Linked DNA regions of Mus musculus: regions 2 and 3 are each linked to region 1. Evidence: chromatin loops called from intact Hi-C (ENCODE). Cell type or tissue: heart. All regions are shown on one strand. Each heading gives the region's core, and the rest is flanking DNA. Links, peaks and the distances in the headings are about the cores only. Region 1 has its middle 6.2 kb from the start of Pou2f3. Region 2 overlaps Pou2f3 (POU domain, class 2, transcription factor 3). Region 3 overlaps Grik4 (glutamate receptor, ionotropic, kainate 4).

The links. A loop is a pair of places that touch in the nucleus more often than their neighbours do. Peaks named below come from ENCODE experiments on the same cell type or tissue, not always from the same donor. Only the 100,000 strongest peaks of a DNase experiment are listed, where the experiment ranks them.
Region 2: it touches region 1 in a loop (9-fold over the local background); 33 of 42 quality-filtered maps call a loop at or near these places.
Region 3: a loop joins it to region 1, with 6 times the contacts of the local background. A loop is called at or near these places in 3 of 42 quality-filtered maps.

The regions. Positions count from the first base shown.
Region 1 is chr9:43,206,682-43,217,257 of GRCm38, reverse strand. It overlaps the pseudogene Rpl26-ps6. Among named protein-coding and RNA genes, the nearest start is that of Pou2f3, 6.2 kb to the right of the region's middle. In heart, for the core only: a CTCF peak has its summit at 5,949 (motif pointing right); DNase peaks (open chromatin) are centred at 6,047, 6,277 and 6,707; H3K4me3 peaks cover 409 bases; H3K27ac peaks cover 1,238 bases; H3K27me3 peaks cover 1,439 bases.
Region 2 is chr9:43,139,399-43,149,974 of GRCm38, reverse strand. It overlaps Pou2f3 (POU domain, class 2, transcription factor 3), which reads left to right. Exons shown (of 13, transcript NM_011139.2): 4 at 3,061-3,165; 5 at 4,654-4,756; 6 at 7,178-7,260; 7 at 9,973-10,155; 8 at 10,518-10,576. Among named protein-coding and RNA genes, the nearest start is that of Tlcd5, 28 kb to the right of the region's middle. In heart, for the core only: a CTCF peak has its summit at 5,354; a DNase peak (open chromatin) is centred at 7,934; H3K27ac peaks cover 277 bases; H3K27me3 peaks cover 1,425 bases.
Region 3 is chr9:42,783,683-42,791,682 of GRCm38, reverse strand. The region is part of intron 3 of Grik4 (glutamate receptor, ionotropic, kainate 4); the gene reads left to right. Among named protein-coding and RNA genes, the nearest start is that of Gm36590, 110 kb to the right of the region's middle. In heart, for the core only: a CTCF peak has its summit at 3,034; no DNase peak of the experiment used is centred there; H3K27me3 peaks cover 3,003 bases.

The DNA of each region.
Region 1 (10,576 bases), core at 1,377-9,376:
ACGGAACATTATACTTCTCTCTCAGTTCTTTGGAAAGAGGGGAGGACATGATCTTCCTCCAAATGTGGGAAGGTGCATTGAAATGCCGTTTGCTGGTCTTGCTTCGGTCAGAAGTCATAAAGGGATTGAATTTCATTTTGGTGGCTTCGATCCAGCAATGGCCTCAAAAGGAAAGAGTCTGTGGTTCACTCTCATGAAGAGCATTTTGATCAAGTGAAGCAATCTTAGAAAGGAAAAAATGCAAAATGTATGGTTCAAGTATTAGAAGGGCACCAGGAAGTGCATTGGAGTTAAATCCTGTATTCAAGGATATTAAATGGAATTAAGGGAGTGGTGACCTTGGGGCAAGATCCCACTGAGTTAAGCTTATTGTTTATGCATTTGCAGTTGAGCAAGGAATAGTAATATCATGTTATTATTACCTGGTTATTGTTTTCATTTGAACTTTTAATCTGGAATGAGATGAAGAGTACACCTGGGATCCAGGTCTTGAAGCGTAGTGGCCATACTCATAAAGATCTTGGGAAAAGGTAAAGAAAGGCTCAGGTGCAGGCATGATGGTACACACCTTTAATCCTAGGACTCAAGAGTCACAGGCTTGTAGATCTAAGTTCAAGGTGAGTCTACAGAGCAAGTTCCTGGACAGCCAATCTTAAGCAATGAAGGAGTTGGAAAACAGAAAGCTGGTGATGGTGCAATAGAACAGGGGGGCCATGTTCCAGCCCCAGCAAGCAGCAGAACTCGGTAACTTTAGCTATGTAGCTCAGGCTTTAGAGACAAGACTAAAAGGGATTACTGAAACAACTGATGATGGTTAACTGGAGCTAAGAAATTAGCAGTGATTAAGAAGAGACCAGCATCTCTGAGGTGAAATCTTCTGAGAAGTGTTTTCTGGGAGCACAAAAAAGCTGTGTTCCAGAGATAGCCGTCATGCTGGAAGCCAGATTTGCTAATCTGTAAGAATCACCCAGGTGGTACTGGTTTTGAAGGCATGAAGGAGTCATGGAGAACAGCTGAAGCTTGGCACTGTGAAAGGCCAGGAAAGGCCATTGTTGAAGGTGCAGCCTCAACAGTTGATGGCGAAGGGCTGAATGGGTCATGCAAAGAACTTGAGGCTGGCACCAAGAAGGAAGACTATGAGAAGCTATTGGTGAAGTCTAGTTGCAGTGGAAGACCCCAGTGTATTGGAGATGCCAGTACCATGGGAGGACCACCAAGAACAGCAGCAGTAGAGTGGAGTCAGCCAGAGCCTAGAGTGCCACAGAAGAAAGAACTGGGAAAATGTCCCAAGCCCTTTGGAGGAGCCCAGAAGATCATGTGTGGGTCCCAGACATTGGAACAAGATGCTGTAAAGTTGAAGTTACCTTGGATCCTCCCCTCTCAAGATGTTAGAGATGTGAGAGCCATGGTAACCTGCCAGGAAAGCAGCAAACAACTGTCTAGCTTTGGTCCAGTATTTCCTTGGCATGATGCTTTGAAATGCTAATGTATACCCTGTGATGTTGGAACTCTGTGATCTGCTTTTTGCTTTTGCTTTTCGGTTACATGATTAAGCGATTGCATGGATCTCAGAAAAGACTTTTGAACTTTGGGCTTTTAAACATTGTTGAGACTGTGATAGACTATGGGGATCTCTGAAACTGTAAGCCAGCCCCAATTAAAGATGTTTTTCTTTATAAGAGTTGCCATGTTCATGGTGTCTCTTCACAGCAATTGAACCCTAAGACACCTGCCCAAGGCCAGTGACTAGTGGGAACACAGCTGAGGCACCATGGGGTCACACACCTGTAATCCCAGCAGTAATTACACACCTCTAATCTACTTGTAAAACTAGAGGCAGGAAGATAAGATGTTCAAGACTAACTTTTGTCTCAATAACTAAAGCTTTACTAAGTGCCAAGGATGGTGGTACGTGCCATAATCTCAGCATTTGGAAGGCTGAGGCATCCTGGGTCATCCTGGGCTACAAAGTGACTTCCAGGATAGCCCGGACTACAGAGTGAGAGTGACAACTTGTCTCAAAACAAACCAAAGGTGCAGCTGTGATCTTAGCTGTGATCAGAGGCTGCATTGTGAGTTCCAGTCTGGTCCTGTCTCAGAAAGGAGAAAGGAAGGGACAAGAGGAACCAAAGCAGAGCCTGGCACGGTGGCTTTCACCTGTAATACCAACCCTTGGGAGGCTGAGGAAAAATCACAAATTTGAGGTCGCCTCATGGAGATACTCCCCCAATATCCATCTATCACAACTCACAAGCCCTCTTCTTCCCTCTTTTGGACACCCCTAAAATGTACCTCACATCCAACCCCTTCTTTCCCACTCCCACCCCACCCTCCCCACTCATGGCCCATCAGATCCTAGCTGCTTGGCTCCAGCTGGGCAGCTGGATTGCTCTCAGTCCCTCTTACAAGCCAGACTGGAGATCATAAGGACCAAGTGGTAAGGAAGTGTTTGGGCCTTAGGCAAGGGGATTGCGGTGGATGCTCCCACGTACCCTCTCACCCATTTCCCCACATTGCCAGGGCTCTGCAGAGAGGCAGAAGCCCTAAGATAAATATACTCAGAAGAAGAGAGACCCCTAAGGAATTAGCAAATCTGTAAGTCCTGGAGGGGTGACGACGCTGCAGAAGATAGGCTACGATGTGCCAGGCAGCCAGAGGACCCTACTCTCAGGCAGAAGCTCTCTCTATCTAGGTCACCATCCTTCTTTAACAGTCTCTCGTGGGCCTTCACTGGATTGGATGAGGCCTGCTCCCATCTTAAGCACAATTGCCTTAAAGACCATAAATGTATTTTGTATAACATCCTAGTCTGATGTCTGACCAAAGAGCTGGGCTCCAGAATGCACCCAAACCCCACCATGCCTGCTATCTCTTGGTGTTACCATAAAGCCACTGCTGGAGTACAGTCAGTCAGCCTTACCTAGACAGAGGAGGTGCCTGGCTGGCTTCACTGATGGTCCAGCTGACTGCAGCCCAGCCTAACCTGAGCGTTCCTGGGGTGGCAACTTTGGAGTAGGGAGAGAGCTCATAAGAAGTCTGTCCCATAATCCCAGCACTCGAGAGTCTAAGGCAGGGGGGTTGCTTTGCATTTGAAGCTAACCTGGGCTACCTACTGAGTTGTGGTTCAGCCTTGGCTACTGTCTAAAATACAAGTTTGGCGTGGTGGTGTACACCTTTAATTCTACCATTCAGGAAGCAGAAGTAGATGGTCCTTTGTGAGTTCAAGGCCAGCGTGGTCTACACAGAGAGTCCCAAGACAGTCAGGAATACATTGAGAGATCCTGTCATAAGCAAACTAACTAACTAACGAAAACAAAATAAACAAAAACAAAATCAATCAATCAATCAAAAGACAAAAAATAAATGTGCGAGCTTGCTGAAGCAGTAGGAGATGTAGGGCTGGGTGGCAAAAACCAATGCATCTTTGCAGTTTTCAGTTTTTCTTTTAGGAGGGAAAGAGTTGAATAGTTTCAGGGCTAAAAGGCTAATGGGTAGGAAAGGGAAGTGAAGATAAAGAGAAGGGGAGACCTGCCCACACGGGGAGGCTTCCAAGGAATTGGGGAGGGGTTGGGATCCAGAGGATGGGGAGGAAAAAATAAAAAGTATATTTTTCCCAGTGCAGGAAAGGTAGGTGTGGGGCTGGGCCACGGTGGTGGTGCAAGCCATTAATCCCAGAACTTTGACGGTAAAGACAGTTTGAGGACAGCCAGGTCTACAGAGGAAGTTCCAGGATAGTCAAGGCAACACAGAGAAACATTGTCTCAAAAAATCTTTAAGAGAGAGAGAGAGAAGAGGCAGGCGGATTTCTGAGTTTGAGGCCAGCCTGGTCTACAAAGAGAATTCTTCCAGGACAGCCAGGGCTACACAGAGAACACAGAGAAACCCTGTCTCAAAAAAATGAGAGAGAAAGAGAGAGAGAGAGAGAGGAGAGAGAGAGAGTGGAACTGGGGGCTTCTGTTTCCTATAAGAAGAGAGGGAAGGCAGCAGGAACGGAATGTCTGTCTTTCTCTCCCTGCCTTTTAAGGCCTGATATGTGATATGCAGCAGAAGCCAGAGCCAGACAATGAAAGATACCATGACACTCCTGGAAAACAATGGTCAGTCTTGCTGCTGAGCCTAGGTTCTGGTGTGGCTCGGTGGCTCGTGACCCACTACACAGTCTTGTCAGCTGGAAGCTCATGAGGTCTGGTACAGGTCTCCATGGGGTTCCTGCCATGTGACCCTGTGTCTCCACCCACTCTGTCTTCCTCCCGTGGTGGTGGCTGTGGCCATCCTCCAAGGTCCCCAGGTGGGATTGTCAACAGAATTAACTGGGCTTGCCTTTTGTGACACTGTGGTTTATTTACAGCAGGTCTAAGGGAACCCTGACCAGGGGCAAACAGGTCACTGGTGGGCCAGGCTGAAGAAGCAGTATGGGCAAAGGCTGTTTAAGCCCTAGGGTCTGGGTAGAGTAAAAGCTAACATCAGATGTGTGACATTGCAGCAGCGAGGAGCTGGGGCTACAGGCCCTGACTCTATATGTGTCCTGCCCTCATTGGCCATGGACACTTACATTGGCTGAAGCCTGAGGATAAAGTGGGCAGGTGCTATGCACCCAGGAACCAGCCTTCTGGGGCCTTCAAAGAACAAGGAGGGTGGAGGGGAACATCCAACTCAATTGATCCTGGGGTCTTTGTGCTACTGAGAATAAACTCTAGAAGCTTCCTCGGAAGCCTTCCCGTGTGGGCAGGTCTCTCCCTCTCTTTACCTCCACTTCTCTTTCCTCACAAAGGACCACCTGCCTCTGCTTCCAGACTTATTTTTTAGACAGGGTCTTGCCCTGTAGCCAAGGTTGAGCCACAACTCAGTAGATAGCCCAGGTGTCTTAGTTAGGGTTTTACTGCTGTGAACAGACACCCCGACCAAGGCAGTTCCTATAAGGACATTTAATTGGGGTTGGCTTACAGGTTCAGAAGTTCAGTCCAGTATTGTCAAGGCGGGAGCATGGCAGCATCCAGGCAGGCGTGGGAGGTCTACATCTTCATCGGCCAGCCTCTATGAGAAGGTTGACTTCTAGGCAGCTAGGAATTGGGTCTTAAAGCCCACTCCCACGGTGACACACCTACTCTAAAGCCACACCTCCTAATAGTGCTATTTCCTGGGCCAAGCATATACAAACCATCGCACCAGCTTAGCTTCAACTCCAAAGCAATTCTCAAGTTCTGGAGTTACTTACCAGACTTTTTACCAGAACTCTCTCCGCCCCAGAAATGCTCCCATTGGTCTGAGCTGTAGTCATCTGGGCCATCAGAGAAGCCATCTAAGTATCTCCTCTGTCCAGGCGAGGCTGATTGACTGTCCCCCAGCAGGGCTGCTGCTGTCACCCTGCTCCCTCGAAACTTTGTCTCCTGCCCCACTGTGTGTGGCTCATGGCTCCCTACCTTTCATGGCTGTCTATTCCTCAGCCAGTTCTTCTCGAGGTCTACCACCAGATTCCAGCAGGGTACACCCCCTCCCCACTGGAGCCTCATGACAAACCTACAACTTCCCTGTTAGGATCTCCACCATAAGAAGAAGGACTCATCTGTTCATGATCTATAAGCTTTCAGACACTGAGAGCTTGCAGAGGAGAAGGACGATACCTGTGACATCTCTAGTTCCTAAGCCAGCAGGTAGCTGTGGTGGCTACTTGATATGGCTATGGCCTCTAATTCCACTGAGTTCAGGGTAATTGCAGCACCTTTGAAGGCAGTGGGAAGAGACACCTCCCAAAGCCCAGAGCTTCTTCACTGTTTTGATAAACCTGAGATCCACAGAGAGGTCCAGTACTTAATGGGAATCAAAGACTTGAAGACCACACTGCATCAATATCTCGGTTTGTCTGGAACTCAGGTCCTGACCTGTGGTTGCCCTGTCCACAGAAGGGTTCTGGGATTTTATAGGCAAAGGTTACACTCAAAACTTCCACAAGAGGGCACGCTAAGCCTAGGCTTGCCCTGAGAGTATAAGTGGTCTTGGTCTTCAAGAGCCAAGAAAGGACTGGCTGACCTGGAGCAGGGCACAAGGTCAAAAAGCTGATTTGGGAAGAAAACAAAAAATCTTGCGTTGCTATTTTTAAATTAAGGACTTTTTTTAAATCGACTATTCTAAGCCATCGAAGACAAAATGAGCTATGAGTTTCAGTGATGACGGTGAGGGCTGGATGCAGCAGGAAGTTGGGGAGCAGGCTCAGAGAGTGGCATAGGACAGTCAGCATTGGGGACATCAGCACAGAGCACAGCACTGTGTGTCCCGTGTCCTTTCCTTTCCACTCCCCAGATGCAGCTGCTTTTATCCTGGTTCCCAAGACACCTCTGGCTCTGTCACCCTGGCGCTGTCCTGCTCTGTCTTCTGCAATATGCCTCTTGGCAGTGATGCCATCCGATTTAGTCAGAGGTGTTATTCAAAACAGACTCGGGAGTCCTCCTTCGCCTCTACCTTCCTTCCTTCCTTCTGTTTCTCTTTGAGGTGGGGGAGCTGAACTTGGACTCAATGGCTTTTATGAACTTAAGACAGAGAGAGAGGACACCCTCCCCGCCCCCATCCCCCATTCCACAGCACCATGCACGGGGCCCTGCAGCCCATCTGGCAGAGGGAAAGAGCTAGAAGGGACTTGTTGCTTGGTGGCCTTCCAGGACGCTTTGCTCTCCACCCTTCTCCCAGCCCTGACAACTCAATCCAGCTGACAAGACAGGAAGCGGGAGTGCTCTGCAGGCCAGCTGCCAAGAAGGCCACTTTTCCCTCTGGGGAGAAAACCAGGCTGGAGACGGCCACCCCCAGCCCACCCCCTCGCAGGAGTCTCAGAACACTTCCAGCGCAGGCATTGGACGAAGCTAGACTCCAGACTTCGGCCTTGAAGCAAGAGAAGCTGATCGAGTACAAATGGAGCTCGGGGGAAGCTTCGGCTGCTCGGAGAGCTGCAGGGGAGGAGGGGTCAGAGGTCACACCACAAGGACCCAGGGAGGGGTCAGAGTGATCAAGGCTTCACAACCGAGTCATTCAACTTGGGCTACTCTCTGAATGAATCCTCCAGCTCTACAAAGAGAGTAGAGCGAGGGAGGTGAGGCAATTTGCATTTTATTTACATTTATTTGCATGTAACTCTTTTGATGTCCGAAGGCATTGAAATCTGCCCTTCCTTCTTTCTCCCTTTTTTTTTTCTCTGCCCCCTTTAAACCTCCAGGCTGCCTCCTATCTCACTCTTTTGTCTGGTTTCTCTCTTGCTAACTGAGGCAGGAGGATTAAACCTAAGGAACTGTGTTCACCAAGCTAGCTCTTCTGGCTCCAGACAGCATCTTTTCTCTTCACTCATCCCTCTCTCTCTCTGTCTCTCTCTCTGTCTCTCTCTCTCTCTCTCACTCACACACACACATACACTCACTCTCACTCTCTCTCTCTCTCTCTCTCTCTCTCTCTCTCTCTCACACACACACACACACAGAGAGAGAGAGAGAGAGAGAGAGAGAGAGAGAGAGAGAGAGAGATGCCAGTGCCAGACTGGATTTAAACCCTAACTTCATCATCTCCTGACTGTCTTAATCTCCCTTGGTTTCCCCATCTATAAGTGGGGGCTAATGACTTTACTTTTCTTTCTTTTTTTTAAAAAGATTTATTTATTTATTTTTGTGTATATGAGTACACTGTACATGAACCATCATATACCTTCGGAAGAGCAGTCAGTGCTCTTAACCACTGAGCCATCTCTCCAGCCTGTGACTTTACTTTTCAACTAAATAAATGAGTGTTAAAGTAAAGCAAAAAACAAAACAAAACAAAAACAAACAAACAACCCAAAGATGCCCTATGGGGCTTAGAGAGATCACTTGGTGGAGAAATGCTTACTTTGCAAGCAAGAGGACCCGAATTCCGTCCCTTGGGTGGGGTGGCCTGCACCTGCATTGGGGCCAGCCTATCCTACTGGGTGTGTTCCAGGGCAAAAATAGGCCCTGTCTCTAGATAGAAGGGGGCTAGTACTTGATGAATGACCCTTGAGGTTGCTCTGTGCTCCCCCACACTGCCCCACCCCACCCCCGTCCCCATCCAGGTACACCCAAACCCAAAGATGTTGTATTGTTAGTATGGAGCACCATTCTCCATACTAGTGGAGCACGTACTCCTAATGGATGAATGAAGAGATGAACAATAGCTAAGACAATATTTGCCAACCTCTCCCCTCCTCCAGATCCCATCCCACCCCAGCCCCAGTCTTTGGAACCCTTAAGCTTTGCTTCCAACTGTGAACTCCCAAGATTCTGTCTCTCTCAGTGCTTTCCTCCCTGAAAAGTCTACACCCTTGCCTACACACACCCCAACCCCAGAGTCCTAGGTAGTTAGCTCTTGGACATAAATATATAAACTTCTCTGGCTTCTAGAATACTGAGGCTCAGAGAGAAAACAGGGAGATTCCATGTGGAGAAAACTGCACCAGGCCCTAAAGTGCTCAGAGGACCAGACTCTGAGTGCACAAGGCCATGCAAATGTATGCAAATAGAGATACGGAAATCACAGATGGGTTCTGCAGAATTGGTGCAGGCATTTTTCTGGGAGGGTGGCCTGTGAGCCCAGCTGTAGATCAGACACTGAGCCCAGGGAAAGAGCCCAGCAAGGAAAATAGGATATGTGGAATGAAGGGACAGGCTGAGAATATCCCAAAAGTGGGACTCCCAGAGCCACATGTACCTCCCAAAGCCCTTACCTGATCTCCAGAAGAAAGGAAAAGAAAGTCCCTTCCTTCTTGCCAGGAGGGGCAAGTGGGTATGACTGGGCCAGGCAGTTTGCCCAGCCCTAAAGACTCACTTAGGCTGTCCCTGCTCCTCCACTTGGCACTTAAACTTTCTGAGGTCTGCTGTGCCCACTATCGTTCCAGGACCTGAGGGCAACAGAAGGAAACATCAAGTCAGTGAAAGAAAAGGGGGTCCGGGTGGGGGAGTGAGCTAAGAAGAGCCCACATAACCCTCCACATAGGCTGCAGAGTTCCAATCATGTCCTGCACCGTGCATGCAGGATGCTCGCTCGGAGTTCAATCCCCAGTACTAAGGGGAAAATAGAGAGGATATAGGTGGGCCTCTCCATTTCCCCAGCACCAGATCAGTTCCAGCTTCAAAAAAAGAGGGCATTTAAATGGTTCACTAGAGCAAAGAGAGTAGTGCTGTGAACACAGAGGAGATTCTGTTCTTGGTGTTTATGGGCTGTGTTGTGTGGCAAGTTAAACTCCCTAAGCCCCAGTGTTCCCATCTGTGAAATAGACACCATGCTACTATTACAGGGGTTGTTTGGTTGTTTGTGTACTGAGTTGTTTGTTCATTTGTTTTTTTTTAAAGATTTATTTATTTATTATATGTAAGTACACTGTAGCTGTCCTCAGATACTCCAAGAGGGCATTAGATTTCATTACGGATGGTTGTGAGCCACCATGTGGTTGCTGGGATTTGAACTCGGGACCTTTGGAAGAGCAGTTGGCACTCTTAGCCACTGAGCCATCTCACCAGCCCCTGTTCATTTGTTTTTTGAGACAGGGTTTCTCTGTATAACCCTGGCTGTCCTGGAACTCACTTTGTAGACCAGGCTGGCCTCGAACTCAGAAATCCACCTGCCTCTGCCTCCCAAGTGCTGGGATTAAAGGCATGTGCCACCACCGCCTGCCTAAATATTTATTTGTTTGTTTGTTTGTTTGTTTGTTTATTATGTGAGTACGCTCTCTTCAGGCACACCAGAAGAGGTTGTCAGATCCCATCACAGATGGTTGTGAGCCACCATGTGGTTGCTGGGTATTGAACTCAGGACCTCTAGAAGAGCAGTCAGTGCTCTTAACCACTGAGCCATCTCTTCAGCCCCTACAGGGTTTATTTAATGTGCATTACATTTTGGAGAATGTCTTAGACTCTATAAGGGGACCCTGTCTCAAAATTGGAACCGACTGGGAATACAGCTTTGGAGTTGCTTAACATGCATAAGCATCTTGATTCTGAACTTACAGCACTTCAGTAATAATAATAACAATAACAATAATAATAATATTAAAGACACCCTTAAAGTTTTTCAGCACCATGCTAAGTCCAGAGCGGAAGCACAGTAAGCTTGGGGTATTATGAATGGAAATCTCAGGAGAAAAGTATACTTTAAAAAAAAGATTTATTTATTTATTATATGTAAGTACACTGTAGCTGTCTTCAGACACTCCAGAAGAGGGAGTCAGATCTCATTACAGATGGTTGTGAGCCACCATGTGCTTGCTGGGATTTGAACTCAGGACCTTTGGAAGAGCAGTCAGTGCTCTTAATTGCTGAGCCATCTCTCCAGCTCCTTCCTTCCTTCCTTCCTTCCTTCCTTCCTTCCTTCCTTCCTTCCTTCCTTCCTTCCTTCCTTCCTTTCTTTCTTTCTTTCTTTCTTTCTTTCTTTCTTTCTTTCTCTTTCTTCCTTTTAAGGCTGAAAAGCCCAAGACCATCCTCGGAAATGACTTGGGCTGGGGCTGGGGGTGGAAGGTTAATGGGGATCGTATCTGGAAAGGAGATGAAAAGGGAAGCTCTGCCCTCCTGTCAGCACACGGCTTTCTGAGCTG
Region 2 (10,576 bases), core at 1,556-9,555, 67 kb after region 1:
TAAAAAACCTGCTAACAAGTGTCTCAGTGGAATCTAGGTTGTTTAGACCCTCAGGACTGTGGACTGAAGCCGGGTATCAGCACTCCTGAGACGGATGGGCAGAGCTAAGGAGGCCTAGGGAGGGAACTCTAGAGACCAACCCATCTGCTGTGTCTTTTGAATTCTTAGAGTTCTCTCTGTTACCATTAGTACTATCATTTCTTTTCCTTACTTCGCTTTGCTTCAAGCTTCTAGAAGATCTCTCTGTGTGTGGGCAGTGACTTTGCAAAGTATGCTGGGAAAGCCAGCCTCTTACCAATCCATCTGTCTGTGGCTTCTCTGGGGGATCTCTTGGTAATCACTGGTCTACCACATCTACCATCTGTGCGTGTGACTAGAGTTGGCTTTTTCTGCCAGAGGGATAAGAACCACATAAGAACACCTAACAGGTGGCCTATCCATCAAGATCACATGGAAAGTTAGAGACTGAGTTAGGATGAGAAACAGGGTCCGCCTTGCTCACTGTCCTGTGTTTTCCTTACTGCCTCATCAGATCTTGTAGGTCAGAGGAAGGCATTGGGTCCCCTGTAGCTGGAGTTGCAGGCTGTTATGAGCCACCTGAAGTGGGTCCTGGTTATCAGGAATAACAGCAAATGCTGCTAATCAATGACTTATCCCTCCAACCCCATTGTTGTCTTTTAATCAATTAATGTTCTTCAGGTTCCCACTATTTAGCTCCTTCCTGTCAGTCAATGAGAATCCTTTCCCTGGTGATCAACGTTCATTTTCCACAGGGACTCAGCACAGGTTCAGATGTTAATCTCAGTTTGTTTGTTTGTTTATCTAGCTTTGTGGTTTGTTTTTGGGGGGTAGGTTTCCCCAATGTGGCCCAGGCAGTCCTTATACTGGAGACCTTCCTTCCTGCCTGGTCCTCTAGCAGTAGCGTGCACCACCTTGTCTAGCTCATACTCTCAACTCTTTGCTTGGGTCAGGCAAATACCCAACAGGAAGGATTCCTGTGTGCTTCGTGGAAGGGTGGTAGAGATGGAAGAACTGGAAACCACCAAGGGTCTCTCAGGCTCTTGTAAGGAAGGCATTCCTCTGCTTGTAGAGAGACTGCCACCCTGTCACCAAAATCATGCTGACCCAGAGGGCTTCAGCAGATGTAGCTTAGCGCTAAGAAGGTAGACAAAAGAGATGAATGGACAGAGTCCCCTGACAGGCAGTTTCCAGGCTTGCAAGCTTCATTGATGGCAATCCATACATTTAGAGAGTTTTAAAGATACTATTTAGATACACAGTCACCTCAGAAAGGAAATTCTGATAGCCCAGTGCAGTAGAAAAGCAAAGGATCTACAAACATTTATCCTAGTAAGCGTTCTTTCGTCTGGTTGGTTGGTTGGTTGGTTGGTTTTGTGTGCAGCCCAGGCTGAGTTCAGACATGATCCCCCTCCCTCACCTTCCCAATTACTGTGATCAGAGTGCATGGTCACACTGATCAGACTAGCCACTGAAGACTATTTTCAGTGGTTTGGGTTTTTGTTTGTTTTGCTTTTGTTTGTTTGTGACAGGGTCATGTTATCCTCCGAGCTATCCTTCAATCACAACAGCCATTATTGCCATCAGAGCAGCTGAGACTGTTTGTAAGAGATCCCCCCCCCACCCCCCACCCCGCCGCCTCCAGATCAGGCCTGTTGACTGATGAAATCCCCACCTGGGAGGATGAGGAGGGCTGTTAGAGGCTTATCTGAGGTTCATAGCATTCTCTCTGTTCCTTCCTGCCAGTCATATGTAATTCTGATCTGTGTGTGTGTGTGTGTGTGTGTGTGTGTGTGTGTGTGTGTGTACCACAGATATGGAGTGGGTGTTCTCTGCAGCCATGGGAAAGCCATCATCGATGCTGGAAGAAGACTCTCTAGGATGGCTGCTCTGAGGTCCCCCATGCTCCTGTATGTGCCCGTGCCCCTGTGCCTGCTCCATAAGGAAGCCTGTCATTGAACCCACTGTTTTCCCAGCGCATACTTTGGTGGATTCAGATTTTGTCATTGTGGCTTTATAAGGAGAGGACAGTCTTTTGTGATATCTTCCTAAGGCAAGAATTTTCACTAGCCCTGAAACTCACCATGCATCCCAGGCTGGCCTTGAACTTATAGCAGTCCTCTGGTCTCAGCCTCCCAAGCACGGACATCACAGGAATATACTGGAGTTCCTGGCTCAGCTTTCTCATTACAGAATTTAAAATTATACTTATTTATTACTCGTTCATCCATCCATTCATTCATTCATTCATTCATTCGTGTGTGTGTGTGTGTGTGTGTGTGTGTGTGTGTGTGTGTGTGTGTATGTAGACATGTGTTGTAGTACATATATGGAGGTCAGGTCATCAGGCTTGGTGGCAAGTGCTTTACTTGCTAAAGGTCATCATAGCAAAAGTATGAGCAAACCTAAGTTTTCTTTATTTTTTCTCTCTTATTTTCTTTCCTTCTTTCTTTCTTTCTTTCTTTCTTTCTTTCTTTCTTTCTTTCTTTCTTCCTTCCTTCTTTCCTTTTTTCTTTCTTTCTTCCTTCCTTCCTTCCTTTCTTCTCTCTTTCTTTCTTTCTTCCTTCCTTCCTTCCTTCCTTCCTTCCTTCCTTCCTTCCTTTCTTTCTTTTTTCTTTTTTTTGGTTTTTTGAGACAGGGTTTCTCTGTGTAGCCCTGGCTGTCCTGGAACTCACTTTGTAGACCAGGCTGGCCTTGAACTCAGAAATCCTCCTGCCTCTGCCTCCCAAGTGCTGGGATTAAAGGCGTGCGCCACCACTGCCTGGCAGTTTTCTTTATTTTTAAAAGTCACTATGCTATCCTGGTTTTCTCTAAATTCCAAGTGAATTCCAAGTGCATGCTAGCACAGCCCAAGAAGGGTGTTGGTGCTGGTAGACGGCTCTGCCTCGCAGACTGGTCCCATCCATCCCTTCAGCCCGGGGAATTCTTGGCTCCACTTTCTCTCCAGACTTGCCACTCATCTCCCACCTTGTTCTTCACGGTTCTGCTTCTGTCTGCCTCGGGAGCCCAGAGCTCACCCTCTCCCTATCCCTCTACTTGCAGATTAAGACGGAGGATCTGGGTGACTCTCTACAGCAGACCCTCTCCCACAGGCCATGCCACCTGAGCCAAGGACCTACCATGATGCCTGGAAACCAAATGTCTGGGGTAGGTGCCAGCCTGGTCCATTGACCCCTGGTGTGTTTACTGGGCTGGTGAGCTCAGTCCAGCCCTTCTACAAAATGCTGGGCTTCTCTTCTTGGCACACGTTGTGAATCCATCCAAAGAGCCCCCATTGCAAACAAAGGAGGCCCAGAGTTATGTATGTGGGGTTCCAAAAGCAATCCTTGTAGAAATGAAGTCTGGTGAGAGACAAAGGACGTATCACTGCTTTTGCAGAAACAAAAGCCAGTCTTTTTTTTTTTTTTTTTTTTTTTTTTTGGTTTTTCAAGACAGGGTTTCTCTGTATAGCCCTGGCTGTTCTAAAACTCACTCTGTAGACCAGGCTGGCCTTGAAAAAAAGCCAGTCTTGAAAAAAACCAAAGCTTCCAATAGCTATGCTATGGGCCTTCGGGGACAGACAGTGGCCTTCTCTGTGCCCATTAAAGATTATATGATAAAACTAAACTGAAATGGAGGCTGGTGTTGGGAGAGAAGTGATCACCTGGGCCATTAGGATGAAAGCCTCCAAGGAGAGCTTGTGGGTCACCTGGGAGAGAAAGATCTATTTTCCCAACCATACTTGAAAGCAACATATGTAGTTACCCCTTCACCTTCCACATTCCATGAATGTGCAACTGTATGTGCACAGGGCCCCGGTCTGTGGGGTCTGGAGCCTCCAGATGCTGGGATTGTCGTTTCTATGTTTTGAGCAGGTGAGAGAGGTTCAGAGGGATGGATTTTATTAAAATGTAAGCCTGGGACAGAGCTTGGTGGTACACGCCTTTGACCCTAGAACTCAGGAGGCAGAGGCAAGTGGATCTCTGTGAACTGGAGGCCTGCCTGCTCTACAGAGCAAACTCTAGGTTACATAATAAGAAACTGTGTCTCAAAACTAAACCACAGAGGCAGGCACGGAGGAGTGTGCCTGTAATCCCAGTTTCCTGAAGCTGAAGCAGAAGGGATTTACTACAAATCCAGGGCCTGCAACTCTCATGGCTATGGAGTGAGAGCTTGTCTCAAACAAACAACAAAAATAACCGATAACGGGCTGGAGAGATGGCTAAGAGCACTGACTGCTCTTCCAGAGGTCCTGAGTTCAAATCCCAGCAACCGAATGATGGCTCACAACCATCCGTAATGGGGATCTGATGTCCTCTTCTTCTTCTGGTGCATCTGAAGACAGCGATAGCGTACTCACATACATGAAATAAATAAATAATTTTTTTTTTTAATAACTGATAGTTTGCCCCATTTCCTAATACCTTCTAGAAAGATTCAGGCACAGGAAATAACTGAAGAGTGGCTTTTAGCATACTCAAGTGACAGGATAGTTTAAGGAAATGGATGGTCGAAAACACCCAGCAACATGAAGCAAGGATACTGCCCACAACCTCCAGAGTTTGCAGCCCCAGGGACTATATGAGTCGTAGCCCAGCAGGCTTCAGGCCCTCCAGTTGTAGACGGTATAACATCTGTGCATTTCTCCACATGTAGGACATGGCTTCTCTCCATCCACTCCAGCAGCTCGTGCTGGTCCCTGGCCACTTGCAGTCTGTATCCCAGTTCCTGCTTTCCCAGACCCCACCTGGGCAGCAAGGTAAGCACCCTGGGCTTTGTACAGTCGTTACCAGAGTCTAGAAAAGGCTGTTGTTTCTTACTGGGCACAAGGGTGTCACAGATACTACTCACTCCTCTGGTATGAAAACTAGCTAGGGGCTGGGAATAGCTCTCAGCTGATAGAAAGCTTGCCTAGCCTGTGGAAAGCCCTGGGTTTGATTCCTGGCATTACCCAAAACCTGGCACAGTGCCATCTTTAAACCTAGCACACTCGTAGGCGGAGGCAGGAGGAGCAAGTTCAAAGTCAGCCTGGGCTATGTATAGAAATTCTATCTGAAAAAGACCAGCTTCTGTGCCTGAGACATAGGGAGGGGTCCCTGTGGGGCCCCTCCAGACCATCCAGTGTTCCTGTTTCTCCTTCCTGCCCAGGCTCTTGCTGGAACTACATTTTCATAGAAACTGAGTCTAAAGGTTTGGAATGGTGGGGACATGGGTGGAGGTGACACGAGGAAGTCGAAGCTCCCTGGGAAATGAGTCCGATGGATGAGTCGGATTCTTTGGAAGTCTGCTTGCTTTGAGCCTTTTCCCTCCCATTGGCTTGGCTTTGATTCTGTCCGGATGGAACAGTAGTGCCTCCCACAGGCTATAGAAATAGGTTCAGGTTGTCTTTGGCAGAAAACCCTGAGCAAACAGATCAGAGTATTACTAACACCAGGTATCATTGCTTAACATGCCCGCGAGTCTGTTGAGTTGTTTTCCTGACTTGTCTCTCAGAGCACACTTGTGCTATAGATAGCCTTACTGCGTGCTGGTGACCTACTAGAAAGTTCCAGAATGCTCTGAGCCCCGTGATCTGAGATTATCACACTGCTCTGCTTTGCTTGCCTTTCCACCCACTTATGCCAAATGGGGCTGAAGATGCTCTTGGAAGTACGAGCTCTGGATAGCTTATACTCAAGAGGAGTATTTGGAAATCCAGGTAGCTTACACCCCACTCTGAGCACCTGCCCGAGACACAGGCCCTGTCCTTAGCTAGCGGGGTCTCTGGGAATAGCACTAGAATGTATGCTGCTGGGTAGGAAAGAAAAGATAAGCATTAGTTCAGCTTGTTTCTGGAAGCCTGTACTGTGTGTGTGTGTGTGTGTGTGTGTGTGTGTGTGTGGTGTGAGCACGACCCAGGCCCAGAACCCATGGGCATAGGCTCATAATGTAATAGAAGGGACAGCAAAACAGGTTAAAATGTGCAGTCAGAGAAACTTTTTTTTTTCTAAATTACTAGATGCACTTCTGTAGAAAATTTACATAAGTTCTGCAAGTTTACATTTCCTCCTATGAAAATAAAAATGTAAAGCTGCACACTGCAAGGCCATTGATGGCCGCCTGGTCCCGTTCGTGTGACAAGCCCCTGCACATTGCAGAATGTAGTGTGAGCTAAATTACTACTCAAGCCTTTTGTTCCCAGCCCAGGGCTCCCCCAAGACCTCTCTTACCTTTTTGACCTTTGGAGACTAAAGAGCGGAAGGGCCAACTTTAGCACCTGTGGTACATTAGTTACCCAGAACTGCCTGGGCAGGGCAGATATCCCAAGGATCTTGTCTATGCTGAGTGTCTGAGATCTGCCCCTATTGTCAGCTTTGGTAATCTGGGGGCGGGGGGTGGCGGGGGGTTTTCCCTCCTGCTATGAGTGAAAAGTGCTGACTCTGGCCACCAGAAGACAGATGCTACACACCACAGTCATCAGACAGGCAGGGCCTTCTCTTGGCACTTTTCCTGAAGACAAAAGGAGAGAGAAGACCATAGGCAAGGCAGCCTGTAGATGAGTCCGCACTGCCCAAGGGGGTTTGAAGGCCCCAGCATCTGGCCTTCCTCTTGCTCTCTCCTGCCTCCCATGAGTTTAATGACTTGGTCTCCAGGAGCCTCTGACCAATGACCTAGTACCTTTCCCAGCAATATGGTACCATCTGCTTGCTCTGTCCTTACAGATCTGGTTGGCCTAAACATCCCGGCTGTTTTCCCTTGCAGGCAGATTGAAACACCCGGCTTCCCCTGGGGCTCTGTAGTCATTCCTGTGTCCTCTTCCCTCAGGGTTTCTCACCCTGCTAATCAGATCTCAGGGAGAGTGAGTTGACCCTCCTATGCCTTTGTGGCTAGGCTATCGGCAGGCAGGCAGGCAGGCAGGCAGGCAGGCAGGCAGGCAGGCAGGCAGGACAGGTTTGGGGACTGCTGTTTACAGCTGTTTATCCCTGAATCTGGTTGGCCTCCACCAGTATGTGGCAATTGCTAGCAGTGCCCACAGGGCTTTTCAAGCAGGCTTAGGGTGGGTTATGGGACCTGATTAGATTAGCAGGAGGAGGGGGCAGTTAGCATGGTTTCAATGTTCAGCTCGTCTTTCAAATGGCCTGGATTTTGTTTTGTTTGTTTGTTTGTTCCTTTGTCCCTTTGTCCCTCCCCTGTCACTCAGGTCTGCAGCCGAATCTTCTCTCCTTTCCACAGCAACAAAGCACTCTACTCCTCCCACAGACAGGGCCTGGCCTTGCCTCCCAGGTAACTGCTACCCTCCACCTCTCCTGATTCTTCTCAGATTGTCTCAGCCCTGGGCAAACTTCAACTCCTCGGTCTTCCCGTCCTTAGTAGGACACCCATTCTGGGGGTTCTCCCTGTTGGTACCTGGGAAAACCTCAAACTATCCCTAAGGAGGTAGTTTTCCCTGTCACTAGAATGAAGCTCCCAAGGCAGCCAGCTGCCTGCCAGCAGCTTCAATCCCTGGCTCTCTCAGGATTTAGCCAGTTACTCAGGGATGCTGATATTCCCCAGGTCCACCCAGAATCTCTCAAGTCCCAAGGAGGGCAGGGTGTCAAAGCCAGTATCTCACCTTAGGACCACTTCAGCTGACCACATCCTGCAATGGGGGGGGGGGGGGGAGGATGGAATGTTGGGGGGGCAAGCAGGCTGAGATCTAGCAGGAGGGCTCTATGCAGACCTGATGTGGATCATACACAGAACACCTATTATCAATTGGGAAATAAAAGTCTGTTTCTTGCCAGGGATCCCCTGTCAAGTTGCCTGCACAGATAGATGCATGACTTGTTTCTACAAGGGATGGCCAGAAATGACCACATAGACTTTTAATATTCTTTCTCTGGGCTAAAATCCCCAAGGCTCACTGAAGAACCCTGGCTGTTTTTCCAGGCCTAACGTCCATAGAAGATAGCTAGAGGGGGAGCGCCACCTAGTGGTTCATAGAAATGGGGGCAGCTAAGCTGGAGATTGCACTTTTCTTCCTTCTGGCTGTTCCCCAAGCATGGCATCGTTCTATGACCCCAATCTATGACTATGAGGTTCTAGAGCATACTCAGGGCCAGCACTGGCATCTAGTATTAGAACATAAAGAGACTGTCAGAGGAGCCGTTTAGAAGGTGATTAGGATCCTTCTTCTCAGGGTGCTATGGTTTGTCTGTAGTCCTGGCTCCCAGAGAGGCTAAGGCATGAGAACTGCTTGTTGAAGACCAGCTTGAGGAACACAAAGAGACCTTGTCTATGCCTATATAAGTAGAAAGGTCCTCGTCGGGGCTGACCAACAGTCACAGAAGCAAGAGCAAGGAGGGATATATGGAGGAACTCTGGGACGTCAAACTGATATAATTAGGCAGTTGTTGGAAGAGGAGGCAACTGTGCTGTTCAATGAGTTTGTCAAGTGAAATAGCAGGCTAATTAATGACAAGGAATGTTCAGGGGCTCCTAAAACTTTGCTCCGAGGACCTGTTTGGGCTGCCTCCCTCCATCCCCCACCCCTGACCCTCATTTCCTGCAAAGCAGGGCTCATCTGTGACGTTTCTAGCCATTCTGAGCTAGGAGAGTCCTCTTCTAAAAACCAAGGGGCAAGCTCTTCTTAACTTGAGTCTGACTCCTTATCCTCTTCTTCACGAGGATGCCAGAGCAGAAGAGGGATTTAACTTTCTCTAAGCAAAACAGAAGAGACAAGGGGATTTGCACCCACTGTCCGCAAAGGCAGTGAGCAGTCTCTGTGCTGGACCCCAGTACCTGGCCCCCAAGATCTGGACTGCACTTCTTCTTTGTAGAATAATTAATAGCTCAAGGGGCTGGAGAGATGGCTCAGGTGTTAAGAGCACTTGCTGTTCTTGAAGAGGACCTAGGTTCAGTTTCCAGAATCCAAATGGTGTGTGACGCCCAAAGTTAACCTGTAAGCCTCACCTGCCCAGGAGCCGGGTAACTTCCTGGGGTGCTGGGAACTGTAGTTCTTGAGAAATAACAAAGCCTCATGGGAAAGAAAGTACAGGTGGCCTAAAGGTTTGTTTCCATAAGCTGCTGAACATGCTTGGGGCAATTCTAGCTGGGAAATTCCAGGGAGCCATCCAAGTCCATCTCTTGGTCAGTATTTAATATTCAATAAATGCTTGCTTTGAATTGGGCCCAAAATAGTGTGGTTGGTTTTCCTGGTGACTTGCAGGATTAATGGGTGGCTCACAAACACCTCTAACTCCAGTTCTAAGGGGTCAGACTCCCTTTTCTGATCTCCAAGAACACACCTTGGTGCACTCACACACCTGCAGGCGAAAACACCCATACACATAAACAAGTAAGAGTCCCAGCACTTGGGAGGCAGAGGCAGGCGGATTTCTGAGTTCGAGGCCAGCCTGGTCTACAAAGTGAGTTCCTGGACAGCCAGGGCTATACAGAGAAACCCTGTCTTGAAACAAAACAAAACAAAAAAAGATACATAAAATCAACGATGGTATTCTCAGTAAAGAGAATGGTAAAGTGACACTTATAACTCATGTCTTGGATTTCCAGATGTCCCCTATTGTCTTCAGTCTGTGACTGTTCTGTGTGCTCCATCACTCTGTTCTATGGAAAAGAACAGGCCAAGCAAATGACCTTTCCCTTGTCCCATGCTGAGATTTGTCCCAAGCTGAGATCTCAGATCTCACAGTAAACAACCCTGCCAGTTCCTTTTATGGTGGAAAGCTGACTAGAGGAAGTCACCTTCTCTGGGTCAGTGAGTCACAGACCAAAAGCCAAAGTGACCCACCTCCTTGTCTTGCTTCTTTCTGTGTACCCAGTGTTTGTTCCAGATCATAGAAATGCTAGTCTCTATCCCCACCCATTTGCAACAACAGGGCTCAGTGAACCCAAGGCCCTGTCACCTTCTAAGTGAATCTTTCAGTAACAACTGCGGACACGTCAGTGTGTCCTGTTGAATCTTTGTAGCTTACCATAGCGTGTGTTCCTTATCAGGCAGTTGGGCGCCCTGGGCTATCAGGATCCTCTTTAGAGCCCCACCTGGACGCTCCTCAACACCTGCCAGGGCCCAAGCATCTGCCTGGCCCCGGAGGGAATGATGAGCCCACTGACCTGGAGGAGCTGGAGAAGTTCGCCAAGACCTTCAAGCAGAGACGCATTAAGCTAGGCTTCACACAGGTTTGCTCTGGGATCCGGAGTTGGAAGAACTGGGTTGTGTGATAGAGGCTGTGTCTTCCCAAGGGCGGGTTTCAGGAGCATCCTGTTCCCTGTGAATAGAGCACGAGTTGCTAGTGGGAAGGAAAGTGAGGGCATTGCTCGGGGAGATCGAGGAATAAGGACCAGGAAATGGCATGGTCCAGCCTAGAGCAAGGAGAGAAATAAGCTGGTTTTGTGTCCTAGAGGAAAAAGATCTGGGAAGATACAAGGCTGTGCGCAGATGCTCAGGGCTCTGACTGTGTGGTAGCTTTAGGATGGTGGAGGAAGTGGGCAAGAAAAGGACATCTGTCCCTCACCTCCCTCCCTCTCGACTCCTCTCCCAGGGAGATGTGGGACTGGCGATGGGAAAGCTGTATGGCAATGACTTCAGCCAGACTACCAT
Region 3 (8,000 bases), core at 1-8,000, 420 kb after region 1:
AAGGGAGTCGTTCCCAAGCTTTGGCTGAAACCATCAGAAAGAAGTCTGAACTGAAATGCAAATCATGGTGTCTCAGAGCCCCGGCTGGGGAGAAATGGTGTCACCTTGGTAGCCATGGGCTGCGTGGAGGACTGAGGAGTGGTGAAGGTTGTCCTTGTTGTTCTTGAGACACAAGATGGTGGCAACCAGAGATGGAGGCTTAAGTTTCTCCTGGGGAGCGTGGAGGTGACAGATCCCACAGGGGAATCCCTGGAGAGCAGGCACACTTGTGTGTTTAGCTTGTGGCCCCATCTGGCCTTGACCTTGTCCATTTGCTGCTACAATGCTTTCTTCCTGTCTCCCAAGCTCTGCCCTCCCCAGTTAATGTGAGTTTCTCAGTGTGCCAAGAGCCTTTCTCAGTTAGTGCCTTATGTATGGTATACTGTCTGTCGACTTTGGGCCACGATTTGCAACCTCCTTAAAAAAAAAAAAAATTCTGGCCAAAGCCAGGTGTGATGGTGCATGCTTTTAATGCCACACCTTCAGACTCTGTGAGTTCAAAACCAGCCTGGTCTACCTAGTGAATTCTAGGCCAACCAGGCCTACACAGAGAAACCCTGTCTCAAATGAAAAACCAACCAACCAAGCAAATAAGTGACTAAACCTGGCCAGCTTGTATTTTCTAATCCTCAGGTAAACTGTCATTCCCTGTAGGTCAGTGGTTTTCAACTTTGCCATGCTGTGACCCTTTAATACATTTTCTCATGTTGTGGTGACTTCCAACCATGACATTATTTTTGTTGCTGCTCCATGGCTGTAGTTTTACTATTGTTATAAATCATAATATAAATCTCTGTGTTTTCTGATAGTCTTTGGGGTTTCGACCGACAAGTTGAGAACCACTGCTATAAATAAACATATTCCTTGCGTTGTGCATGCCTGGTTTGATTCTCATACTGGACACAGAGTAAAGAGTAGGTAGTCTCTTTCCTGATAAAACCAAGGTCCACACCCCCAGCAGGGATGTATAGAGTACTCTGTACTCTAGTCCCTGCCTCCTCCTCTGTCTGCTTCCAGCTCCCTAAACACGCCACACTTTCATCTCTCCGTCTTCACACCCAGGAGGGCGTGTCCCAAGTGTCTGCCTGGTGGGTTCTTGCTAATTCTCTAGCAGCATCTTTCATGTCAGGCTCCCTGTGAGGTGTCCCCTGACAACGTCCACTGCTCCTCATTGTTCACAGCCTTCCTCTTTATCAGCCTCGTGCATTCCTTTCCGTAGCAGTTCTGCTTTGGTGCTCGAACCCGCTGTGCTCATTTGTGAACATTGACTGATGCAGAGTAGACATTTCCTAGATTGCTGAATAAACAAATGAACTAAAGCTCAAATATGATGTTAGTGATAGGCATGGACTTTCGTTTTTTAGATTAGTTACCGTCACCTGTGTATTTGTGCGATATGGAGAGATTTCACGATAGAGTCACTTTTCTCCTTTCACCTTTACACGTGCCCCACAGCAAATATCTTTACCCACTGAGCCATCTTGCCCACCCTTACCCCCATAGTACCTTTTACTAGCCCATGCTAGGGGTAATATTGGCTTAGGGGAGAGATGATGAAGAGGTGAGATCTGGTTGGGGTTAAGTTGACCAGTTATGAAGGATGAAGAAGAATTTAAGGATGGCCAGCTAGGTAGCCATGGACAATGGATATTGCTTATTGAGATCCAAAGAGGGACCTGAGGAGCAAGCTTGGGGTTAAGGCAGAGAGAGAGATGAATTCCATTTGTAGACATTAGATTTGAGTTGTTTAAAAGATATCCAAGTGGAGACACCAGGGAGTCAAATGGGCATAAGATATTAGATCACAGAGAAGCCGTCTCAAATAGAGAGAGGAACAAGGGAGCTGCTTGGTGTACAAATGGCATTCAGAACCACGGGGCTAGGCAGTCTCTAAGTGGGAAGATGTGTGGAAAATACAGCGGAAGACTAAGTACCAGGCAGCCTAGATGACTGCTCAAAATGAAAATAATGAAGGGTTCCAGGGCCATTACTCAAAACAGGCATAGTCTAATGAATACATAATGAACTTCAGGGCCAACCCAGACAAGATGACTTGTTTTGTTTTGTTTTGTTTTTCAAGACAGGGTTTCTTTGTGTAACAGTCCTGGCTGTCCTTTGTAGACCAGGCTGGCCTCGAACTTAGAGATCCACTGGCCTCTGCCTCCCAAATGCTGGGAGTAAAGGTGTGTTCCACTGCACAGCCCAGACAAGACATCTTGATTAGAAGGAAAAAAGCAGAGGCTGTGACTTTTGTGTCTGGGGGTAGGGGGTGGATTGATTAACTATGATCAGATAGCCATGAGAGACTAGGAACGTTCTGAAGAAATGGATTCTCACTATGTTCTAGATAAAGCAGACATTAGCTCTCGAGTGTTCCTCTGTGAAGGTAGGAAGTTATCTCTTGTGAAGGGTTGGAAGATCCTCAAAGGATAAGATGTGAACACCGTTGGTCTTGTAAATTAACACAGAACTTTTCCAGTCCATTAGCACTTTCTGGCAAGCCTCCTTTGTTTCTCTCTGGGGAAGAAATCAAAGCCAAGCAAACGCAGCATACATTTGATTTCACGATGGCGGATTGGGTTTCTTGCTCATTCATACTCAATACCTCTATGTCTAATTCTCTGCCACTCAAGGTTAAGAAAAAAAATTAGAAAAGTATAACATTTGATCGCTGATCTCCAAAAGCTCGAGGAGACATTTCTAATGCACATGAAAAGCTGAATGATCGTGAAGACAAATCTAATAATTATAATAAGAGAAAATAGACCTAAGGACTCAATGAATGGTGCTGACAGGGTAAGGGACAAGGCCTTAGAGGGAGGATGGCTCTCATCTGCACCTGAGCGGTCAGAGGAAGCTTATCTCTACTGATGCAGTGGTTTATCGCAGAGGAATAGAGTTCCATTAAGGGGGAATGGCATCAGGTGGAATGGAGCTGGCTCGGACTTCGCAGGACGATGACATTTAGATCTGCTGCCATCTGTCGGGGACTATGGGAAGGAGCCCGAAACACAGTCACAATGAATCAAGGATACATACCAAGGAGAACCTGGTTCCTCTCTTCTCCTTTTTTCTCTTCCTCTGCTCCTTCCTCATCTTTCTGATAATTCTCAGTGGAGGGCAGGATCCGAGTTCATTTCAGTGGAAGGACCTTGGCTATATTAGCTCACTCCTGACGCTCATTTTACCTTTGTCTTGAGTTGCATTGCATATGAAGACTATCTGGAGACCATGGGGGATAGTCTATGCGAAGCGCTGGAAGAGCAAATGCATGTTAATATCTTCAAAAGAGTCTATTTTCATGCTACCAATATCAGAACCAACTCATTTTTGGCTCCCAACTTGCCATTTTAGGTCTATGTCTTCGCTCATGTTCTTCCCTTCGCATGGAATCTGTGATTCTGCTCGTTCCAGAGCAGACGCTATCGCTACCTAAGCCAGGAAGGCTCCGATGAACTCAGTTCTTGTACAACTTCCTGCATCGCTTTAACTGTGTGTCTTAGATCACTTGTATCATTATTTGAGCATTTATAACATCTTTCCTACAAGACTGAGAACTTTGTTCCGGCTGGGCTCATGACCTTGTAATAGCCATGTTCCCGCTGCAGGCTAGGCCACCTCAGCTGAGAGGATCATCACTGCTGTCTTTATTTGCACGAGCTTGCCTGTTGCTCTCCATAATGTGTGCTAATAGATGGAAGCGGTGACGTGGAGAATTCAACAGCCCCAGCGTTCCTGCTGTCAGCTTTGGAAGGCATCTCGATATTGCTGCTTCCGAGTTACCTTGCCCATGATATCTCCTTATCAGGCACACATTTGTGGAAATTTGTATTTCGTGAGCATGCGCCACCTGGGAAATGGAAGCAGGTGATCCAAGAGTCTGCCGATCTCTGGGAACATCTAGTTTGGGGTTTTCTGTTGTCTAGGGATTGCACATAAAGCGACTCATCCATCCCTAAATCACAGAACTGACTGTTTTGTTATCATTGCCTCTCTTAGCTTCCTAAGCTTGAAACCCTCTATAACGATTCATCAAGGACGCTCGACTCACCTGTCTATCGGCATAACGTCCTTCTGGCGGGGGATCAGACGTGCTGTGTTTTGAATTGTTGCCAGGCTATTACAGTAATGATACCTTACATTTGTGTAATGATTAGTAATTTGTAAAAAGCCTTTATGTGTGTTATTAGTTTTATCTGCACTGCAAAACTAAACCGTGTGTCTCATTGTTCTGTTTGAGAAATGGAGACATCAAGGTTTGGGAGAATGAGATGCTTTCTTCAGGCTCCAAAGGGGTCACTCCATGCCCTTTTGCTCCTGGTTTCCAGACATTTCCACTTTGCCATGCGTCTTTAACGAGTCTCTCATTCTTTAGGATTTTGTCTGGACTGGGACGATAGCTCAGTTGCTAAAGTGTTTGCCCTCCAAAGCACAAGAATCCAAATTTTATCTCCAGAGGCTATGTAAAAATTTTAACAGGCATGATGGTAAACACTTGTGATCTTTGTGCTGGGAAGCAGAGACAAGATCCCTGGGACTCACTGCTCAACCCCGCTGGGCTAATGGCTGAAGTCCAGGCCTATGAGAGAGTCAATCTCAAAAGGAGTACAATCATTTTTATGGACGACACCTGACGTTGTTCCCCAGTCTCCATGTGCATAGGCACGCATGTGCATGCCTGTGTGTGTTACACATACACACATACACACACACACACACACACACACACACATACACAAATCTAAACACATATAGGTGTGGACACACATACTCTTCCTCATATACACACACTAAAAAGAATGGTGTTTTTAAATTTACTTTAAAATTTTTAGCAGATTATTTTCAACTGGTTGGTGAAACTTCATCCAGTTTGCATATTTTCTTGGAGTTTTTTTTTTTTTGAACAGAATGACCACATTAAATTTTTCTTTCTTCTATCACCTCTGCTCTCTGGATCACTTGTGGGTCTGCTTCTGTTGTTCCCTACTCCCTCCTTGAGTTGGTCATCTGGTTCTAGCTTTGAATGTGCCTGGTATTTTTGAAAAGCCTGAATGCTGAGTATTGTACAGACTGTAGATGCTACAGTCTTTCTCTGGCGAGGCATAACTCTTTGCCAGCTACATAGAAAAAAAAAAACTTAATCCAATTAAAAACTGAACCCAGTCCAAGCTAGGTTTTGTCTTGATAAAGCGTGAGTTTGGGTTCTCCTCTTTGTAGCCAGTGCTAATTGAGAGCCCAGAGAGCCTTCTATTGAAGGCCTTGAATTCTAGTTATTTTTTCATATAAGACTGCTTAAATAAACCAAATAACTCACATTCTTTGCTTTCTATTTTTAAAATGTTGTTTAATGTATTCTTTTTTTTTTGTATAGACTTTCCATCTGTAATTATTTATTTTCACTTCCTACAGTATTTAGTTTCACAGCTCTCTAACTGACCTGGAGAAGTCAGTGGACGGTAATCAGGGGACCTTCCAAGTCCACAGTTCTAACTCTGTCCTGTTCAAAGACTAAGCAGAACCCTCGTGGCTTCTTTGTCCTCCTATACCAATCCAGCACACACAGACTGTGTTCTCAGCTCATTGTGTGCCTAGTAGTGTCTGAGCCCAGATGAAAGGCCAGTCTAGAACATTTTAGAACATCTTCCCTTCTGCAGTTGGGTCTTCCCTGATCCTTTCTGCTCCATCAAGTCTCTGATACCTTGAAACATTGGATGCTGTATTTTATCCAGTTTTTCATTTATTCTCAGTGCAAGTATTGATCCAGCACAAGCTCTCCCATCCTATCTGGATGTCAGGCGTTTCTTGCTAACACATGAGAGGAACAGGATTACAAGGGCAGTTCTTAGCCGGGGGTCTTGGTAGGTGGCCCAGCCAACTAGAGGCAAACTGCTTAAGGCTTTCCCCAGTCTCTGCCCAACCAGGAAAGAGGCAGGGAAATGGATGGGAGTGGAACAGGAGCTGGGAAGAAGGCATTCATTAGGCTGAGGAATGAATGCCTCGAAAACTCAGGAGGCCTTGATACTCCATCAGGCTTCTAATGATTTTGTCAGAGTGTTAATCCCCCGGGTGAGCAGCAGCATTTTGATATCAGCAAACAGATTGTGTTTCAGCCCAGATAACCCAATATGGAGTCCTGCATGCGAGTCGAAAATAATTCATCACGTTTTAATGGGATTGAGAGAGGCCAGTCAAGGATGATTTATGTTGGAAACAGGGTGATAGGGCTCAGAGCAGGCATGTGACATGAGAGGGACAGGCCCCTGTGTGTGCCAAAAAGGAGTGCGTTTATATACATGGGTATGAAAGGGAGCCATCTGTGTACGTCATTGCCAGGCCACACACTTCTGTCACTGACTCGATCCTGAATGGCCAGTTTGGATCAGGTTCTGGGAACGCTGAGATTAAGAGGATGGCCATCCTCTTCCAGCCCTCCCCTGCTGATAGTGGAGCTCTCAAGTTGGTCACATAATGAAGAGCAGCAGTGCTAGGGTGAAGGGAGACTCCGTCACACTGAGGCAGGAGGACAGCAAGCATCCCAGCAAGCTCAGGGGGGGTGGGGGTGGGGCACAGGGCTTTCCACGGAAAAGAAATGGGTTGAGGAAATGAACTTGCTGCAACATGCGTATATGCACATACACCACATGCACACATGATATACAACACACAAGCACAAACACACACACTACACCACACACACATACACACGCCACATACATGACACACACCACATACTAAAACACACACCACAAATATACATAAACCACCCCTCACTTTCCTGCGCCCCACATACACACATACCACACAGAAAAACATATACCCCCACTACACATACATCTATACTACGCACATGCACACAAACACATATGCATCCTACCCCCAGCCCTGCACACACTGGACTAGCAGGAGTTTGCATGTCCTGACCTCTGCTTGGTTTCTGTCTCTCTCATCTTGAATCTATTCTACAAGTGTGATATGACTTGAACATGGTTTGTCCCCTTTGAAACTCATGCTGGAGTTTAAGGCATTAGACGCCTGTAGTGTTCAGAGGCAGAGCCTAGAGAGGTGGATAGAATTTTAAGAGTGGTGTTCCCATGACTAAATCTTGTGACTTTATCAGAAGAGTGAGACACACTGGCTCTCTGGGCTGCACCAGAAGAGGCCTTTGTTCCACCTTAGGATATTGACAGTAAGAAGGCTGTCACCAGGTGGGACACCTCAACCTTAGACCAGAACAGTGCACAGATAAGTCTTGTCTTTACAAATCACCCAGATGGATAGATCACCTTTTTCCTCATATGTGGAGTTTAGACTTAAGTGTGTTTGTATTTATATATGTATATGTGTGTACATGTGTGTGTGTATGTATGTATGTATGAATATGTGTGTATGCATGTGTGTGTGTATGTGTGTGTGTGTGTGTGTGTGTATATGTGTGTGTGTATCATAAAGAATAATGGGGACCATGAGAGAGGGAAAATTTTAAGCAGAGGAAGGGAGGAAAAGAGAGAAATAGAATATATATAACATGAAATCTGGACTATTTGAGGGGAAGGAAAGAAAAGAGTTAACATAGAGGATTGGGGGAAGGGGAGCGCTGTGGGGGAGAGAAATGAATAACAATAAAGTATAATGAGGCACATGTATGAAAATTCTGTAATGGAACTCATTACTTTTTACGCTAACTTAAAAGTTAATAAAAAACAAAATAAAATAAATGACCTGGACCATGGCATTACTATTAGCAACAGAAAACAGACTAAGAAAACGTGGAACCTGAGTTTTCTCCCTGAGACTCGGATCCCGCTGCTCCCAGCCTGGGAACTTCCTAGAGTTTCTGTAGCTGCCTTTAGCCTGCTCGGTGTACATGGCCTGGCCACACCCCTTCTCCTCCTTCCCTCACTTCTTCTGCACCCTCCCCCAGCTCCTACTCCACACCTTGATTTCCTTGCTTTACACAGCCA